2 separate regions of the Homo sapiens genome follow, and region 2 is linked to region 1. A link is an interaction called in ENCODE POLR2A ChIA-PET data of the cell type or tissue named here. Cell type or tissue: HepG2. All regions are shown on one strand. Each heading gives the region's core, and the rest is flanking DNA. Links, peaks and the distances in the headings are about the cores only. Region 1 overlaps SLC38A8 (solute carrier family 38 member 8). Region 2 overlaps HSDL1 (hydroxysteroid dehydrogenase like 1).

Region 1 (4,384 bases), core at 48-4,047:
GGAGATAGTTGAATCATGGGGATGGTTCCACCCATTCTGTTCTTGTGGTAGTGAATAAGTCTCATGAGATCTGATGGTTTTATAAGTGGGGGTCCCCCCCCGCCCCCCAGCACAAGCTCTCTTGCCTGCCTGCCACCATGTAAGACGTGACTTTGCTCCTTATTTGCCTTTTGCCATGATTGTGAGGCCTCCTCAGCCATGTGGAACTGTGAGTCCATTAAACCTCTTTTCTTTATAAATTACCTAGCCTCTGGCTGGGCACAGTGGCTCACGCCTGTAATCCCAGCACTTTGGGAGGCCGAGGCAGGCGGATCACCTGAGGTCAGGAGGTCGAGACCAGCCTACTAAAAATACAAAATTAGCCATCCATGGTGGTGTATGCCTGTAATCACAGCTACTCAGGAGGCTTAGGCAGGAGAATCACTTGAACCCGGGAGGCGGAGGTTGCAGGGAGCCAAGATTGCGCCACTGCACTCTAGCCTGGGCGACAAGAGTGAAACTCCATCTCAAACAAAACAAACCATTACCTAGTCCCTGGTAGGTCTTTATTAGCAGCATGAGAGCAGACTAATACAGCTCCTGATGGACATTCTTGACGTAGGAACGTTTATGATCCCATTCCATAGATGCGAAGACCGAGGCCCTGAACCCCCGCCGGGGGCACAGCTAGTATGCAGCAGGGCTGAGGGTCAATCATACAGCTCTGTCCATGCTACCGCTGGTGCCTCCTGCTAAAAGATTTTGTTTTATTAAAAAAAGAAAATCGTATATGTGAAAGTCACGTGGCTCAAGGCACCCTGCAAATGTCTCCCTTCCCTCCTGCCTCCAGGCCCTGGAGGCAAACACCGTTTCTGCGAAGGATGGTTTCTTAGGAAACCTTCCCAAACAGCCCAAGCATTATCTGAGAAGGGGAAGCCAGCAAGGTGGGGGCTGGAGGGATGCTTCTTCCAGTGGAAAAGGGTACACTGTAGTGGCCCACTGGAGCCCAGAACAGAGACTCCAGATCCGCAGTGGGGGGTGTGTTCCAGGGCCCCACACACAGCAAGTGTTGAGTACACAGTCGAGACTCCCTCAGTGCGTGTTCCGTGAGTGGACCCTGTGATTCAGCCGCGACTGGAACCATGCCAAACAGACATCGAGCTTGGGGACCCTTAGCCAGGTATCCCCAACACCCTGATGCAGCCGTTATGTCAAACAGACAAGAAGTAGATGCCCATTGGTGAAACTTAACAGAAAGCACAGGTAGAGGCTCTTACAGGTCTTCCAAAACTCGAATGGGGGCATGAAACGAAACATTGTTCAGGGTCCCAGGTAAGTGGGTGGTGACAACTTTGTCAATACCCCGGAGGTGGGGGGGCGATGGAAGAATTGAGGGCCACAGAGAAATGTTGGTTATCAAAGAGGCCAACTGATGTGTGGAATATGAAAAGTGGGTTCTTAGCAGGTGAATTAAGATTCAGGGGTTGTCTTTGATGTAGTCCCTTGAGAATCTAACCGTACCTGCCCCAGCTCCCGTAAATTGGGGTCTACTGGGATTAAGAGATAAAGACTGGGGAAGTGAAGTGAAGGGAGGGGAGGAGAACAGCCACCCACTCTGCTCCTGGCTCTGCCCAGAGCTCTCAGAGGTGAGGGGAGTGGCCATGTGGCTCCTCCCTCAGGTTCTGGGTGGAACTTTTAGAGAGGAGAGGGGTGTGGCCATGTGGCTTCTCCCTTGGGCTTAGGGTGGCGCTTTCACAGGTGAGGGTGTGGCTATACAGCTCCTCCCTCGACTCTGGGCAGGGCTTTCAGAGGTGAGGGGTGTGGCCACACAGCTGCTCCTGCATGCTCTGAGCGGAGCTTTCATTGATGGGGATGTGGCCACACGACTCCTCCCTCAGTTCTGGGCCGGGCTTTCAGAGGTGAGGGTGTGGCCACGCAGCTCCTTATTCAGGCTGTGGGCGAGGCTTTCAGAGGTGAGGGGTGTGGCCTTGTGGCTTCTCCCTCGGGCTTAGGGTGGAGCTTTCAGAGGTGAGGGTGTGGCTACACAGCTCCTCCCTTGGCTCTGGGCGGGGCTTTCAGAGGTGAGGGGTGTGGCCACATAGCTCCTCCCTCAGGCTCTGAGAGGAGGTTTTAGAGGTGAGGGGTGTGGCCATGCATCTCCTCCCTCAGCTCTGGGCGGGCCTTTCAGAGATGAGAGTGTGGTCACACAGCCCTTCCCTCAGGCTCTGGGCGGGGCTTTCAGGGCTGAGGGTGTGGCCACACGGCTCCTCACTCAGGCTCTGGGTGGAGCTTCTCAGAGGTGAGGCTGTGGCCACGTGGCTCCTCCCTCACACTCCCTGGTCTGGGCTGTTAGATTAAATTCTGATGCTGTGACCAGGTGGCCAGTTGTAGCGCTGGCTATTTCCTGTGGTGGGAAGGACTGCCCAGGACAGGTTTGAGTTGAGAGAGGATCCTTTGGGAGCTTTAGGCCAAGCTACATGGCCCTGAATCCTAGCAGAACTATTTAAAAAAAAAAAAAAAAAGGGCTGGGTGCAGTGGCTCATGCCTGTAATCCCAGCACTTTGGGAGGCCAAGGCGGGCGGATCACGAGGTCAAGAGGTCCAGACCATCCTGACCAACATGGTGAAATCCCGTCTCTACTAAAAATACAAAAATGAGCGGGGTGTGGTGGCACGCACCTGTAGTCCCAGCTACTCGGGAGGCTGAGGCACGAGAATGACTTGAACCCGGGAGGTGGAGGTTGCAGTGAGCCGAGATGGTGCCACTGCACTCCAGCCTGGCAGCAGAGTGAGACTCCGTCTCAAAAAAAAAAAAAAAAAAAAAAAAACACACACACAACAAAAGAAAGTAATGGTAGCTGCCAGTTGCCGAGCACTTCCCGGGTGTCAGGCATGGACTCTCACCATCTCCTCATAGACTCTGCTGTGGGGGGGCATGTTGTCAAGGTTGCCTGAAAGATGGGGCTCTGGGAAGTCGGTTGCTGCCAGACCTCTGCCTAAGTCATTAGGGCATGTTGAGCTGGGACTCCAGCCCCGTCCTTCCAGCTCCACTGTGTTGCCTCTCCAGGGGGCCTGAGCCAGGGGCACCCATGGGCGGAGGCCTTGCTGGCCTCCTGGGTCCCTGAGGACCTCTCCCGGGACCTTTTTGTTGCTTTGGGTTTGATAACGAAGAACTGTGGGTGACCCTGTCTTTTTTGCAGGTTTGTGCCTCATCTGTGCAATGGGTGTCGAGCCTATAGGACCAAGAGTCAAGTAAGTGTCCCTAAGATGAGGTGGCACCCTGGGTGTGCCCCGGATCAGAGTAAGAATGTTTCAGGGGACCCTGCAGATCCTATTTCTCATCCTCTGCATCCTGCAGGTGAGAAACCTGCGAGCCACAGGAAGAGAGTCTCTGTCTACCCAGTATGAGGGCATCTGAGCCAGGATAGGAGCCCGGGCCAGTAACACCGGGTCCTCCAAGGGCCTTCCCTTCCACTCTGAGGGTCTGTGGTTGGGATTTCATGTAGATTCCAGCCTCTGGAAGCACCCAGTGGTGCATCTGTACCCTCCTTTGTTACCTGGCTCGGACCCAGGGCAGGATCAGGGTGCAGGCTGGGTTAGAAAGGCCCCATGGCCGGCCAGACACCATCATCACAGCAGTGGGTCGCTGTTCCCAGGCTCCTCTGCTAGGCACTGAGCTAGGTCCTTTTACATGTTCACCTCCCCACCATACCCACATGTCTTCATCCTACAGCTGAGGAGGCGGGCCCGGATGCTAGTGAGGACAGAGCTAGGATGCAACCCAGGCCCCTGGCTCCCAGGCCCCATGCTAACCCACCTGCCTGGCATACAATGCTGTTGAGACCAGATAATTTGGATCTTTCCTTCATTTGACAAATATTTATCCCCGAGCGGACCTGTGGATCAGACACGACTGAGCCTCTGTACTTTGCCACTGAGCAGCTGAGTCTGACCCACGGAAGAGGACGATGTACACGTGAATGATGTGCGCTTCCTCAGCCGCCCCTGGGTAGTCTGGGGTTCTGGGTGACTCCCTCCCATCCCATAGATGGGGAAACTGAGGCTGAGGCAGGTAAAGAGATGATGTATTAGTTTTATGGGGTTATTGTAACAAATTACCATAAATTGGGGCATGGTGGGGAGGCTTAAAGCAACAGAAATGAATTTTTTCCCCAGTTCTGGAGCCAGGAGTGTGAAATCAAGGTGTTGGCAGGGCTGGACTCTCTGAAGGCGCCTCAGCTTCTGGTGGCCCCAGGTGCTCCTTGGCCTGTGGCTACATCACTCCAGTCTCTGCCTTTATCATTATTTAGCTTTCTCCCTGTGTCTCTGCGTCTCAGAAATCCCTCTGCTTTTATTTATTTTAGTTTTTGAGACAGAGTCTTGCTCTGTTGCTCCGGCTGGAGTGC
Region 2 (4,384 bases), core at 165-4,164, 120 kb before region 1:
CACTGCAAGCTCCGCCTTCCGGGTTCACGCCATTCTCCTGCCTCAGCCTCCCGAGTAGCTGGGACTACAGGCGCCCACCACTGCGCCCGGCTAATTTTTTGTATTTTTAGTAGAGACGGGGTTTCACCGTGGTCTCGATCTCCTGACCTCGTGATCCGCCCGCCTCGGCCTCCCAAAGTGCTGGGATTACAGGCGTGAGCCACCGCGCCCGGCCAGCAATACTGTTACTGTTTCAGAATACATGCTTGGGGTATACAGCTGTTTTGTTAAAAGAGTCAGGGAGTGACTACCCCAGAATTTAGGAGAGAGGCTGCCTCCAGGATAGAGGAGGGGCTGTAATCAGAGGAACAGCATACAGGACTTCCACGACACTGGTTTTGTTAAGTAGGCTGGTGGCTAAGTGGCTGTTTTATTATTCTTTGAACTGTGCATAATAGGTTTTACATACTTTTGTATATATTTAAACATTTTTGCCAGGTGCAGTGGCTCACGCCTGTAATCCCAGCACTTTGGGAGGCCGAGGTGGGTGGATCACTTGAGGTCAGGAGTTCAAGACCAGCCTGACCACCATGATGAAACCCCATCTCTACTAAAAATACAAAAATTAGCTGGGCATGGTGGAGGGCACCTGTAGTCCCAGCTACTCGGGAGGCTGAGGCAGGAGAAACGCTTGAACCCAGGAGGCGGAGGTTGCAGTGAGCAGAAATTGCACCATTGCACTCCAGCCTGGAAGACAGAACAAGACTCGGCCTAAAAACAAAAATTTCTTTTAGTTACAGAAAAATTCGTTTTCTATACATCTCCTGCCCTCCAGAGGCCTGTGCTCTCCTTGGACAACCAAGAAACCAAGATATAAGCAAGTTGAGTGTTTAAATAGAATCCAAAGCAGTGTGTGCTAAGTGCCACATGGGTAAGAGAGGTGGAGAGGAATTCAGAGGTGGGGGCAGTGCCACGGCCTGGGAAGGGAAGGGACAGGAAGGGAAGTTTCTCCCCAGGGCTGACATGTTGTTGGTGCTTGTTAGGAAGTGATTGAACGGAGGAGAAGACATGGGACTTGAAACGTCAGGAAGAACAGAGGATTTGGAGTACTGAGCACAAGACAGATTCACACTCTGAAAAAATTAAGATTTATTTGGAAAAATGTTTTCATCAATGAAAACAGCCATCGCCCTGGAGCCTTACTGAAAAGCTGGATAATCCCAGCTGGTGAGGAGGAGGACCTCAGGTCTACCCTGGTCAGTCAAAGATGGCAGGAACCTCTGAGACTTTCTGGCTCCTGAATACACATAGTGGTTTTGGCTTAAGGGAGGTTGCAGAGTTTTCAGCTTGTCTCTTCGCTGTCCTGAAAGCTGAACTGACTGTTCATCCATCCCTTCCTCCCACTGTTTATCCTTATCCCCTGTGGCTGATGTAACAAATTGCCACAAAGGTAGTGGCTTAAAATGACACAGATGTCTCTTCCTTCTGGAGATGGGAATCTGAAGTCATTGTGACTGCGCTAAAGTCAAGGTGTCAGCAGGGCTGTGTTCCTCTGGAGGCTCCAGGGGAGAATCCTTTTCCTTGCCTCTGCCAGCTTCTAGAGGCCACCCCCCGTCCTTCACTGGTGACCCACCCCTCTCTCTATTATCGAAACCAGCAGCACAGAGCACCCTCAACTCGAGCTCTCTCTGACCTCTCCCTTTGTAGTCACATGGCTCTCTCTCTTTGATCTTCCTGCCCCCCTTACAAGGACACATGATGACATTGGACCCACCCTCCCCAGCTCGGAGTCTTTAACTCAGTCACATCTACGGAGTCCCTTTGGCCACATAAGGTGACGTATTTACAGGGTCTGGGGATTAGGCTGTAGATATCCCTGGAGGCCATTACTGTGCCCACCACACTGTCGTTCGCTAATGCTTTGATTGTCTTTTTTTCCATCCTGCTTGCTTTGTCTTCTTTAAAACCCTGGCCAGTCTGCCTTGTGTTCTTTCACCACCCGCCCCACGTCACACGCATTTGGATAGCTTGGTAATGTCCATGTTTCAGCCAAGACTTTCCTCCCAGAACTCTTGGTACATGAAGGTTTTTCTATTTGAGTTGATTGCCCTTTACACTGCTAGGTGGAGTCCCCTTCACTGTGGAGTGGGATCATGTTACAGGCCACAGCAGTGGTGCTTTGAAGAGGTGACTTTGCTACTTGCAGTTTTGACCATAATTGTCCCGTGACGCTTTTGTAGTTGTAACGTTTCCTGTAGGTTTTTGATGACTCCTGCCCTGTAGAAGTAGAAAATGCTTAAAAGATAATAGGGACTTGCTCTTCTTTTCCTAGTTTGGGGACAGTTGTGGTTTTGTTTTGTTCACAGATGTTTTAGTTTTCTGCAGAGATGAGAAAACAAAGCTTAAAAATTTTTTTAAATTATTTTATATTTTTCCAACTTCATCGAAGTATAATTGACAAATAAAATTATATAAATTTAAGGTGTACAACATGATTTGATATATGTATACTTTGTGAAATGATCACCACAACCAAATTAGTTAACACATTCATCACCTCAGTTACTTTTTTATTTCTTTATGGTGAGAACACTTGAGATCTACCCTCTAAGCAGATTTTAAGCCTACAATTTGGTATTGCTCACTATGGTCACTGTACTGTACATTAGCTCTCCAGACGTATGCATTTTATATTTGAAAGTTTATACCCCTTTGACCAAAACTTCCCACCCATGACCCCACCTCTAGCAACCACCATTCTACTCTCTGTTTAAGAAAATAAAGCTTTAGAATAAGTTCTTGCAGGTAGATTGTACATGAATCAGAATTTTACTGTGTTTTAGTATTGCTTTCCACATCATGGGTTTCTCTAGGTTGCAGGCTGCCTTAGTTGGTTTTGAGCTGCTATAACAAAATACCATGAACTGGGTGGCTTGGAAACAGCAAACACTTACTTTTCGCAGTTTGGGAGGCTGAATGGTCCAAGATCAAGGTGGTGGAGCCCTCATTATCTGATCGCCTCCCAAAGGCCCTCCCTTCTAAACCATCACCTGGGGGGTTAAGATTCAAGACAAGAATCAGGGAGTGGGGCGGAACGCTCAGACCGTAGCACAGGTTAATAGCTTTCGCTAATCAAGCCACAAAACAGTAACTAGTCAGATACCTAAAGTAACTTTGACGAGGCTTGTTATCTACATATGCCTAAGTGGACTTCTAGGCTTAAATGTGTGATAAATTCCTTTGAAAGTTTCAGTGAGAGGCTATGAGCTTTTGAAATTTGGTGGCTCTGGGGAAAGTACTGATTTCTTTTGTCATGAGAAAAATGTTATTTTCCATCATGTACAGAAGGGTGGGGAAGAAGATTGAGAGCAGGGAATGAGTTTTAATTTCCAGTTCTCTAACATCTTTGGCCCATCAGGGTGTGAGTGAATGTGTGAAGTGTCTGGCAAGGCTGAGGAGCAGCAGAGGCCACAGAGCCTTGGCTCTCCGTGTGGCCCTCCTTCATCCCCAGCTGAGTAACCAGGGCTCAGGAGCCCCCCTCCTCCCCTGCTGCGTTACCTTCCTAAACAAGCCCCACCAGCTCCCTCCCTTGGTGCTCAAGGAGGAGGTCCATGCACTCCAGTCTGGCGTGAAGGCATCTCCAGTCTGCCTCTCCCAGTCTCCTTCACGCCTGTGCGCCTGCACACATGGGGCGTCACACAGGACAGCACAGCCTGTGCTGTGCATGCGGGGGACTTCCTAATGTTTCCCGAGTAGGCCAGACCCTTGACGGTGCCGAGCCTTTCTCCATGGGCCCGGGCCAGGGAGGTCCCTTCCCTCCTCTCTGCCCAGAAATTCTGCTCACACTTCAAGACCCATTTCACCCCAGTGGCGCCCTTGCCACCTCATGTTGCAGTTGCTCCGTTTATCTTTCTCTGACTTCTGTGTATACCGGGTGGCACGGAGTCCTGGTTTATTCATGATGGTGTCCTCAGTCTCTGACACTTTGTATTTTTCATTGCTGTTCTAGAAGTTTGGTTTTCCATGTAGATCTCGAGAGACTGTAGGACCAGTGACCGTGTGTGTTTAGGCCTCTTCGCTGTGTTGTTCACTATCCATTCCTAACTTGGCATTTGAATGTATCAGTCTTCTGTGGGTTTTGTGGATGTGAGTCAGATTTCTTTGTCTTGAGCTGCCTCTAAGGAATGAAGAACTTGGGTTTCTATCCATCAAGGCTGAGGACCAGACCTTGAATGCCATCAGCCCCCCTGATGCTCTGTGATTTTTAAAATATACATAGCAACAATAATATTAACACACGTTTAAGGTACTTGCACACGATGGCGCTCCCCTGACAAGAGGTGAGGGGTGTCTAGTGGGGGCGTTGAGAAGCTGGGCCATGATGGGCTTGAAGCCCCTCAGCCCC

The links. ChIA-PET counts read pairs that join two places held together with the same protein. Peaks named below come from ENCODE experiments on the same cell type or tissue, not always from the same donor. Only the 100,000 strongest peaks of a DNase experiment are listed, where the experiment ranks them.
Region 2: POLR2A ChIA-PET joins it to region 1 with 7 read pairs; 3 of 35 experiments call an interaction of 5 or more read pairs at or near these places.

What each region holds. Positions count from the first base shown.
Region 1 is chr16:84,011,847-84,016,230 of GRCh38, reverse strand. SLC38A8 (solute carrier family 38 member 8) reads left to right here. Exons shown (of 11, transcript NM_001080442.3): 10 at 3,179-3,230. Among named protein-coding and RNA genes, the nearest start is that of SLC38A8, 29 kb to the left of the region's middle. RefSeq lists a silencer at 2,103-2,252. In HepG2, for the core only: no CTCF peak of the experiment used is centred there; a DNase peak (open chromatin) is centred at 1,960; H3K27me3 peaks cover 696 bases.
Region 2 is chr16:84,136,652-84,141,035 of GRCh38, reverse strand. The region is part of intron 1 of HSDL1 (hydroxysteroid dehydrogenase like 1); the gene reads left to right. Among named protein-coding and RNA genes, the nearest start is that of HSDL1, 6.3 kb to the left of the region's middle. RefSeq lists an enhancer at 3,103-3,698. In HepG2, for the core only: no CTCF peak of the experiment used is centred there; DNase peaks (open chromatin) are centred at 1,725 and 2,135; H3K4me3 peaks cover 1,476 bases.